Regions from separate parts of the Mus musculus genome. Here region 1 is linked to region 2. The links are chromatin contacts, found by Hi-C or POLR2A ChIA-PET in ENCODE. All regions are on one chromosome and are shown on one strand. Each heading gives the region's core, a stretch centred on a gene start or an enhancer-like site at or near the end of the contact. The rest is flanking DNA. Distances are from core to core; before and after follow the strand shown.

The links. A loop is a pair of places that touch in the nucleus more often than their neighbours do. ChIA-PET counts read pairs that join two places held with the same protein, here RNA polymerase II (POLR2A).
Region 1: a loop to region 2 is called in a map of heart, with 3 times the contacts of the local background. The contact joins the promoter of Fbn1 here to the enhancer-like site in region 2. A Hi-C loop is called at or near these places in 4 of 37 maps with a recorded cell type or tissue (all heart). POLR2A ChIA-PET finds 5 or more read pairs at or near these places in 1 of 5 experiments (Patski).

Annotation. Positions count from the first base shown.
Region 1 is chr2:125,503,721-125,508,400 of GRCm38, forward strand. Fbn1 (fibrillin 1) reads right to left here and starts at 2,718. Exons shown (of 66, transcript NM_007993.2): 1 at 2,619-2,718; 2 at 1,720-2,069. The coding sequence starts at 1,883.
Region 2 is chr2:125,467,459-125,472,369 of GRCm38, forward strand. Fbn1 (fibrillin 1) reads right to left here. Exons shown (of 66, transcript NM_007993.2): 5 at 1,085-1,180. Among named protein-coding and RNA genes, the nearest start is that of Fbn1, 37 kb to the right of the region's middle. Within about 2 kb of position 3,298, at least 1 of the 3 ENCODE cell types and tissues checked has a DNase peak (open chromatin) inside an H3K27ac peak, as active enhancers do; it is heart, where a contact is called at or near this core.

The DNA.
Region 1 (4,680 bases), core at 1,468-3,967, 36 kb after region 2:
TGTATATCGTTTAAAGTAATTTTACCACAGCCATACATAGAAATAGAGGCAGAAAACCTTAAAAATATCATAAGAGCTAGGAATACTCATAGTAGCTGTTCTACTAATACTATGTGTTTTAAAAAAAGATTTATAAAAATTGCAATGGGGGCTGGAGAGATGGCTCAGCGGGTAAGAGCACTGACTGCTCTTCCAAAGGTCCTGAGTTCAAATCTCAGCAACCACATAGTGGCTCACAACCACCCGTAATGAGATCTGATGCCTTCTTCTCGTGTGACTGAAGACAGCAAAAGTGCACTTATTTATAATAAATAAAATCTTTTAAAAACTGCAATGGACAGGAGTCTGTCAGATCAGGCACTAGGAGAAGTACAGACAATAACTCTATATTCATAAGCTCATGTGAAACCCAATGGTGTGGCAAAGTGCAGCTCTGTCAGCAGAGAAGGGACACCTCTCTGTTTGTCAGGTTGTCTTCTCAAAAAGAGACATGCAAATTGGTAACAGAAGCACACTAAGATCCGGCAAAACTCTGGCCTTAAGACTTGCAACCCAGAGTGAAAGATCTCCCTCGCTCTCTCTCTCTCTCCCTCTCTCTCCCCCTCCATATATATATATATATATATATATATATATATATATATATATATGCATTTATATTGGCATATATATGAGCAATGCCATCACAATAGATACTAAGATGATCTTGTGCAGCAGAAATAGATTTTTGAAAGAAAGATGCTGAACCAAACAAAGGCCTCTTGAGAACATTAAAATCAATTTTCCACCCATTTACTGAACTCTTATCAAGTCAGGAAAAATGCACCCCTAGAATGACAAGAAACTTCAGCATGTGCACTCGCTTGAATCATTGAGCAGGCTCTTCCAAAGGACAGAACTGTGGCCGTTTATTTCTATCTTACCACTTCTAATAGAGACTCCAACTTAATCTCAGAGATTGTCCTTTTTAAACGATTAAAAACTCTTAGGGGAATTATTTCCATCTCCTTCAGCTCCGGAAACTGCCAAGCCTTAGACAGCCAACCTGACCGATTTAAGTCATCCCAGCTGCAACACTAGGGCATGGGAAGCTGATAGTACAGGGCTTTCCAAGAAGATACCGCATGAACACCCATTTAGAGCCAGCCACAGCTGCATGCAGAGCTCACGCAGGCCGGACACTAGTGTTCAAAACCCTCTGCCTTACAAACTTCCAGGGTAGGTGTCTGAACGCGAGTGTACAGCTCTGGTTTTCATGAGAATGACTTAAAGGAAGGACCATCTCCTGACCACGCATCTCATCTCAGTCTCTGGATTCTTCCCTTTCAGCGATGCCTCCCAAATAGCTGATGCCCACACGGGAAAAGCACTTCTCCCTGCAACTGGAATTGGTAAGCAGCAGAAGCAGTGGGCTTCTCCCTTTCTCTGGGTTTCAGCTCCTCCCCTTCTTCCACAAGGAACCATTCTCGCCTCCCCAAATCTGCTTCAACAATGGCCCAGGATTCCCTCCAGCCAGGACTTCTCCTCTGGGCCAGGAACAAGGCGAGTTATCTGAACAAGAGTTGATGACCGAGTAACTTTGGCACTTCCAGGCTGTCTCCCGGGGATCTCACCCAGGGTCCTCTACGGGCCAGAACCTGCCCTGTCAGTTGCTGTGGATCTTAAAGTCCCAAGAAGGGCGAGGGGAGGCACACCGAAGCAGCTGGGAGCTTCCCTTACCCTTTCAGCGCATCGTGTCCTCCGCCGCCTCTTCTCTTGGCCCGATTGGCTCTGGTCTCCTTCAGGCTCCCAGCCTCCAAATTGGCGTCCGCCCCATGGCTCGTGTAGGACTCGAGGAGCAGGGCGAACGCCAGCGCGACCTCCAGCAGCCCTCCTCGCCGCATGGTGCCGCCGGCCGCCACTCGCTCCGCCGCCGCCGCCGCCGCCGCCGCCGCGCCTTCCAGCGGCCCGAGTCTCCGGGGTCCCGCTGTCTCACTGTCCGGCTGTCCTGATGCAGAGAGGTCCCCGGCCTGGGTCCTACAGCTTTCTTCTCCAGGGACTGCTCCCACTTCGGGTAGTCCCTGCCTGTCCTGCAACACAGACAAGTCCCCAAGGCGGGGAGGTGAGACACTCAGGGCTCCGGGATGCTGAAAGCTCGCAGTCCCCGGTGCCGAGCCCAGACCGCGCGCCGCCTGCGCGTGGCGCAGTTACTCGGAGGAACGAGGACCACTCGATCCCAACTAGCTGCAGAGCCAGAACCCGGCGACTGGCATCCGCGGACCCTGTGGCCTCGCGGCGCCAAGTACCGTGTCCCTAGGGAGCCCAGGCGTCCCGCGAGCGGACTGCCTACACGGTCTTAATGGCACTGATTGCGCGCGGTGACGGCTGACGCCCCAGCTCTCCAAAAAGGGTCCTCTCCGCCCACATACCGGGTCATGGCCAACCCCGCCAGTCCCCTGCATCCGACGTGGAGCAGGGCACTGCAGTCCCGGATCTTGCAGCTGTCAGGCAGAGAGGGCCAGCTGCAGATGCTCGAGACATCCCCTCACCCTGCCCGGCCTCCTGCCCTGGATGCCGCGCAAACGGCCCTCCAGCCACCCGCCTGCCGCCCGACCCTGGCGGGACCCCATGAGACCCACTGGACTAGCGGCTCGGACTCTCAGGCGGCGGTGGCTGCTCTGCTCCGCAGCTGTCCCAGCTGTGGCCGCCTGTGGCACCCACAGTCTCTGCCCCAACTCTGCGGCCCCCTCCTTTCCCACCTCTTCAAGTATCGTCCGCGCAGCGGTTTCTCGCGAGAGAAATACTTTTTTAAAAAAAAGAAAGAAAGAAAAAGAAAATGACACCCTCCCCACCTCCCCCCATCACCACCCCACCCCCGGCCCCATCTATCCTCCCTTTCCACTCCCCTCTGCCAGCCACCGCCCGGACCCGGGCCTCCCTCATTCGCAGGATCAGTGCCCTGGGAGGAGGCGGAGGTGATCCAGTCCTGCCTGGCCTGGGATATTCCGTCCCAGGGTGGGGAAGAGAGGGAATGGGAAGAGGTGGAGTAGCGGTTTAGACCGATCTGCCTGCGGCTGAGAGGTCCAGACCCGAGATTCCCGCGATCAGAAGCACGGAGAGCTGGGCCACCTGCGCGGAGAACGCATGCTGGACACCTTGGCCAACGAGGCCCAGGAGGCCCTGGCTGGAAAGGGGCTCTGTGGCAGTGGCCCTCGCTTCTCAGCCCAGTCTTCTGCTGTCTGGCTGGGAGGAGAAATTGTAGGCTCCGAGGCTCAGGCAGGGCTTGTGGTGAGGCCACCACCACTGAGCCAGCCAACAGGTTAGCGGCGGCGAAAGGGGCATGCCAGTGTCAGGAGCCCGCTGGAGGAGCAATTCTCCCGAGGCTCAGGTCAAGCTACTCACCTAGGCTAAATGAAGAGGCTGCGAAAGTCTCAGTCTGTGATGTGGGGGCCTGTGATTTGGGTTTCAGACAATCCTCCCGCCCAACTCTCAGTTAGGAATGGGGTTTCCTAAAATAACCCTATTTTCACATGTGTACACACTATACAGAGAGCACATACACACACATGCATGGGATTGGGGTGGGGTGGGGGTGTCTGAAATCCACATCGGGCTCGACCGCAGGGACCAGGGACTCCAGTCACCAACTGTCACTTTCCACACAGTTACCCTAAGAATGCACGCATCTTGTTGACCCGGATTTTTCTTGTTTTCAACATCTTGTGCCCGGATATGAGATTATAGAGATCGAGGCATGTTATCAACTCCATCTTCTTTTCAAAATGGACCACGCCTCATGATAATGGACTCACTGCACTGCTTCGATACCTGAATAGGAAGACTTAAACACTGATTTAAATTCATAATTATTTAAATATATTATCTAGTTTAATTGAGGTCTTACTTTCAAAAAAAAATCCTCTTAACAGATCCATGAACTGGAGATTCCGTCCTACATCTTCAGGTGAGAAAAGAGGTATTCATTCGAGGGCCAGGAGATGGCTCTGAGCAAATAAAGCACCAAGCCTGGTAACGTGCGTTCTAGCACCAGGAACTACCTGGCAGAAGGAAGGAAAGACTCCTGAATGTGTCCTCTGACCAACGTACTCGGCATACGCATGCGCACAAGTGAGCACATATACTCCAAATGTCGTCAAATAAAGAACCATTCATTGAAGAAGTAGCTATTGAACACTTGTGCCACCTGGCCCACGGATGAATCAGAATCACTTGCAAGTAAGCCAGGAGTTTCAGTCCCTTTGCACAGCAGGTGATCGACAGGGAAGGCAAGCTTGAAACAAATAGTAGCTCATATGTTACATGCCAACAAACACGGGGCACTGCTTAGATGATGTATGTGACCATGACTAGACATAGGCTAGGGCCAATAGAGGAGGCTTCCCTGATAAAGTATCATTGAACCCTTTTAAGGCACCATGGCGACTTAGAAAGAGCAAAAGTTCTTAACTATAGATACACAGTAAGTTCTAGGAACTTAAAAAGAAATAGGCAAGGACCCAGTTTTTTAAAGTCTGTGGTGGACATTGACATGGCTATTTTTCAAAGATCCCCACAAATCCAAAGGGGTGGTAGGGATATTACTAAAGGTGGGAAAGGGGTCCAAACCGAGGAACCATAGTCCCATGGTCGGCAGAAGCAAGGTTTCTGGGGGTTAGGGAGGACTTTGGTCTGACCTCTGTG
Region 2 (4,911 bases), core at 2,048-4,547:
CCAGCTGGGCTGCTGTGACTCTCTCCTCTTTCCAAGTTGGGCTGCCCAAAACTCAATATTCTTGTCACATAGTAGTGTGGAGATAATCACTGGGCATAATATAGGTGCTGATTTATTTACAGTAGCATTTTCCATCATATACATACAATGGTAAAATTCAAAAGAACATGGACAATAACATTTTATTAAGTATGCATATGTATAGTAGAATTTAACACAACTGTGAAATAATAATTGACAAGAAAACACAAATAATAAAATATTAACTATAAAAGCTCTATCTTGGGCCTAGAAAGAGTATTCAGATTATAGAACTATAGGTAGTTTTGTTTTACTAATAATGAATTTTCCAAGATTTTCTATAGTGTGAATAGTTCATCCTACGGTAATGAAGAAGCTCATAAGATGAACAGCTATTCTAAGCAGTGTGCGGGGACCAGCAGAGTGCAGACACAATCAATGGTGCTTGTGAGTGAACAAGCAAACTAGACATCCAGTCAGCATGAGTGTAGCAGAGTCCGTCATGGGGAGCTGGAGATATGCAGACACAATTAGTCAATACAAGGAAAAAATTTGGAAAGAGAGATGAGATTTGTTTTGAAATACTTCCTGAAAATTCAGGTAGAGACAGTCAGCAAATCAAGAGGCAAATGTGTGGAACTTAGGCTGAAATTTCTTTCTGAAGGGATGAAAATGCTCTAAAACTGGTTTATGGTGATACTTGCCCCATCTGGTAGATGAGCTAACATTATGAAGCCCTACAGTGGGAAAGGATGGGGTATGTAGTTTATTAATTAAATAACTGTCAAATATTTTTTTAAAAGAAGTATTTCATACCTATAAGTCTAAGGTGTGAGGCAAGGCAGGTGGTAAAGGCAAACAAAAAGAATGTAAACCAAGCAAGTTACTATCAACCCCGGGATGGAAGACTGCCACTAAATGTTGGGGTGATCTGTCCATCTGCAAGGGTCCCGAGACATCTGCGAAAATGTGGCGCCCTGAGTTATCAAAGAAAATTCCCAGCACCTGTCTCATAATTCCACAGGTCTGCGTGTGACCAGCATCTACCACACGGTATACTTACGCTGTCCACAGTGAGTGCCGATGTACCCTTTCTGGCACAGACAGTGGTCATCGCTGCAGCTGCCCCCATTCATACAGCGGATGCTGCAGTGTTGGACTAGGGATAAAAAGAGAGGAAAGGCTTAGTGTGGCAGTTTGTGTGTGCAGGTGGCAACATTTCACCTGACATGACTTGTGGCTATTTGACAAAAATAAAATAATTCATCGAGATTCATATATCATGCAGATAGCAGAAGGGTCCTAATTATCGAGGCTCATTATGTTATGTATAAAACCACTTACAGTGCAATGTGGGTTTTTTCCTTGGCACTTGCTTTAATGGGACTAAATGACTTCCTTAATTTAGCAGAATTTATATTCCAGTGTCATCTCTGTAATTTATACCAATAAGAAAGGAGAGTCTGAGTGATGGCCCCAGGACAAGGTTGAGGTAGCAATGATTCCCATGAAAAGATTCAGAGTTCAAAGTATCTGGCCAGGGAAAAGGTTGGAGTAATACTTTCCACCCATTTTTCTTCCATTTTGATGGCAGGCTAAAAGGACATACTAGAAGCGTTACAATAGCAACGATGTTTGATGGACAGAGAGTTGAACTTAGAAAGCGCTGCTCATTTAAACTGTAACGTTAAATGAAAGACCATCAGTATTTCAAATCCATTCTGTGTCACATTCTCACCTAGAGAAGTGTGCATTTCTAAATCCTAGACTATGGGTGGATACCATCAGACCTGAGACAGACAGTGATATGCTAATGCAGTGACACACTAAAAGTGGAGTCTTAGAAATATCTGGTAGACCCTCCTATGAGAGATGTCCATAGTCACAGAACATGCTCTCTCCTCTAGCATGTAAGCTATCTTGTGCTGGTAGCATTTTCAAAAGGTCCAGCTGATCCCTAGTTGCTAGAAGCAGTAACTACCCTACCTAGAGGAGACTAAAGGCTTGGCTAAGGGAATCATGAGTCCTGTTGACACTTCTCAATATGAGGCCATAGTTGGAAGCTGGAGTTTTGGCTTTTTTTCTGGTGTGTCCTATGTGTGGGAGTCAATTCCCAGTGGAAATGGCTCAGCAGGGAACAGAGGTCTGTCCCGACTATGCAGAAGCAGGAGTCAATGGGCTCTGAGCACTCTTAAGCTGTCTTCATGGAATGCGCAAGCCAGAGTACTCTTCCCCTTAGAGTACAAGAGAGTCCTCCCCACAGCCAACCTCATCTGTGAGAGGTCCTCGCAGCAGTGCTAAGAAATGACTACTTGGCTATGTGAGGAAAGGACATTTGTCTAAAGAGCTACAAATATTCAGAGGTCAACCTAGCCCGACAGCCGAAAAATGAAAAATTGAACTCCTATTCTTACTGCAGCCTCTCAGACACAAAGAGTTGAAAGTGATCTGCCTTTTCAAGAATCTTGCTCTCTTCCTGGAATGTCATAAAAGGCTCCATTTCTCCTGAGCTAGAAGATCCCTGCACCTCAGCACTCAAAGCCTCTCCAGTAGGGCCCTAAACAACCCATCAGAGCTCCCAGAACAGTCTCCTGACCTGGAAACAGATCATTCGGTCCCCTGACAAATAAATCTGAATGCCTACTATGAGTCATTAAAAATGCAAGGTATTCTGAGGTGGTCCCTTTGTGGAACCCCTCCTAACCTCTCCTGTTTCTTTGTCCCTAGCTCTCGGGGACCAAACTAAAGCTCTCATCAAATCCCACCAGTCTCCATCAGCCTTTAAATGCCTCTCTGTTTCTTTGCTCCTCTCTGACTTCTGCTCTGCCCTCCCTCCCAAGCCAGACGGGAGATGATGAAACCCTGCACATCTGGTTTGATGAGCAGACTGGAAGAGTAACCCAGGTTAAGAAGCTGCCCCGTGTGTCCCAGGTGCCTATATAGCTCTAAGAGGATAATGATTCAAACATTTTAACCTTTTTCCCTCCATCTACAAGCGCTAATAGCTCCCCCTGCTACAGACATCAAGCAAACCATGCAGACAAACGGTTACTTTAGGCTCCATTAAAGCCTCTAAGCCAAATGCTTTTTAACTCTAAAACAATCTACAAGTATAGAAAGGAAAAAATACGCTTAAGGCTTTGGATACTATTCTAAGTGGGTCAGGAAATGGTGTACAATTGCTTTAAAACTCAGTGCTATGCTTAGTTCCATGCTATCTTAGAAAAACAGCAAGGACTGGGAAAGGGCAGGAAATGACGTCATCCTTCGAGCAAACTCAGTGCACAAACTGATTTCAATTAAAGTGGCTCATGCCAAGGCCCGATTTCCATTCCCACACGAGCAACAAAGCCGCTTAGCTACTCTGCAATTTCAAACAAAAAAAGGAAAGAGTGACCAGTGGCTTGCACAGTGGCTTCCCAGTTACTTGTTCAAATTGAAAGTCAGGGCAAAATCTCCTTTCCAGGAAGAACAACTCTGTGTACACTGAAACGTGACAGATCAAAAGCCTCCCTTGATACAGCTTTCATTTCCTTAAACCCCCTCTTTCCAGTTGAAACTTCTCCAGGTTAAAAATATTCTTTCTCCTTTATAAAAAACAAAACCACCCTGTGAGACTTGGAAGGCCAAAAGTCATTGTGAGCCCAGTGGTCACGCTGCCCAGTGGGCCTTGGGGTTATCAGCAGAATGGAGGCCTCCATCACTGCTTTCATAGATGGGTCCTAGAGCTTAAGGAAAAAGTGTTCCTTTAAAAGTGGGAGCAAGCCTGGTATGTGGTTTGTCTGTACAAACACTCAGCACTGGGTAGACTGAGGCTGGCGTGTGGAAGTGTTGGCATACATTCAAGGCTAGCCTGGGCTACAGAGTAAATTCCCATAATCTACAGACTGAGACTTCATCTCAAAAGTTATTTTAGAAGGTGGGTGCAAACCTAGTATCTCTGACAAGGCTTTGCCTTTGCCGCCTAATCTGGAAATTGTTTAGAGGGACCAGACTATGAGTTCTACTCACACTCATAGGATGCAGTATCCATCAATGGATGTGCTAAAAAACCCATGTCAAGACACATGCCTAAACTCAACCCGTATTGAGATTTTACCAGAAACAGAATACTAAGAGAGTCTAAGCAGTCATTGTGCAAGTTGAAGCTGACCTGTGCAGTCAGACCCCTAATGAAAAAGTCCCATTAAAGATGGCCAGAGAACCTCTGATCATTTCACACCAGGATCCACAACCTAGAAGTAACAGACACGGCCCACATTTACCTGCAGCCACAAAAGGTCCCAAATAAGTATTGTATTCATTTCAGAATCGGTCCCTTCAATCACTCAACAAGCACCCACTGAAAATCTTCCATTGAGAAGGTCGCAGGAAGAGCTCAAAGCCTGTCTTTAGAAAGTGCGGTACAAACTCATTAAAATGACTAACTAGAAAGGAATGGCATGCATGCAGCACAGGAAGGGAAAGATGCAGGGCCAACATTTGGATCTCAACATCTCAACCATCACCCTCTAGGCAGGCTCAGCCCCCAGAGAGAGCATTAGGAAATTTTCAAATAAGCAACTGAATGTGTGCTTTAATTTCAGCACTGGGAAAAGCCCAAACAGAAAAATGAAATAGGCAGACCAAACTCTAGCCTCTACACCTGAGACAACAATCCACTGAGGTGGCCTGAGTCACTGCAAGACACAGACAGTTTTCATTTGGACCGATAATTCCCTTAGGTGCATAAACATCTGTGGGTGTCTACAGACTCACACAGCTTAAAACAAGGCCAGAGCACCTCCAAAACATAAAAGTCACCTGAGCTGTTCAGAAAAGTTTAGGTGAAGTATCATCTGCCATAAGTTTCCGTAAAGTCTGTGTAGAGAGAAAACTAATTCAACAAGT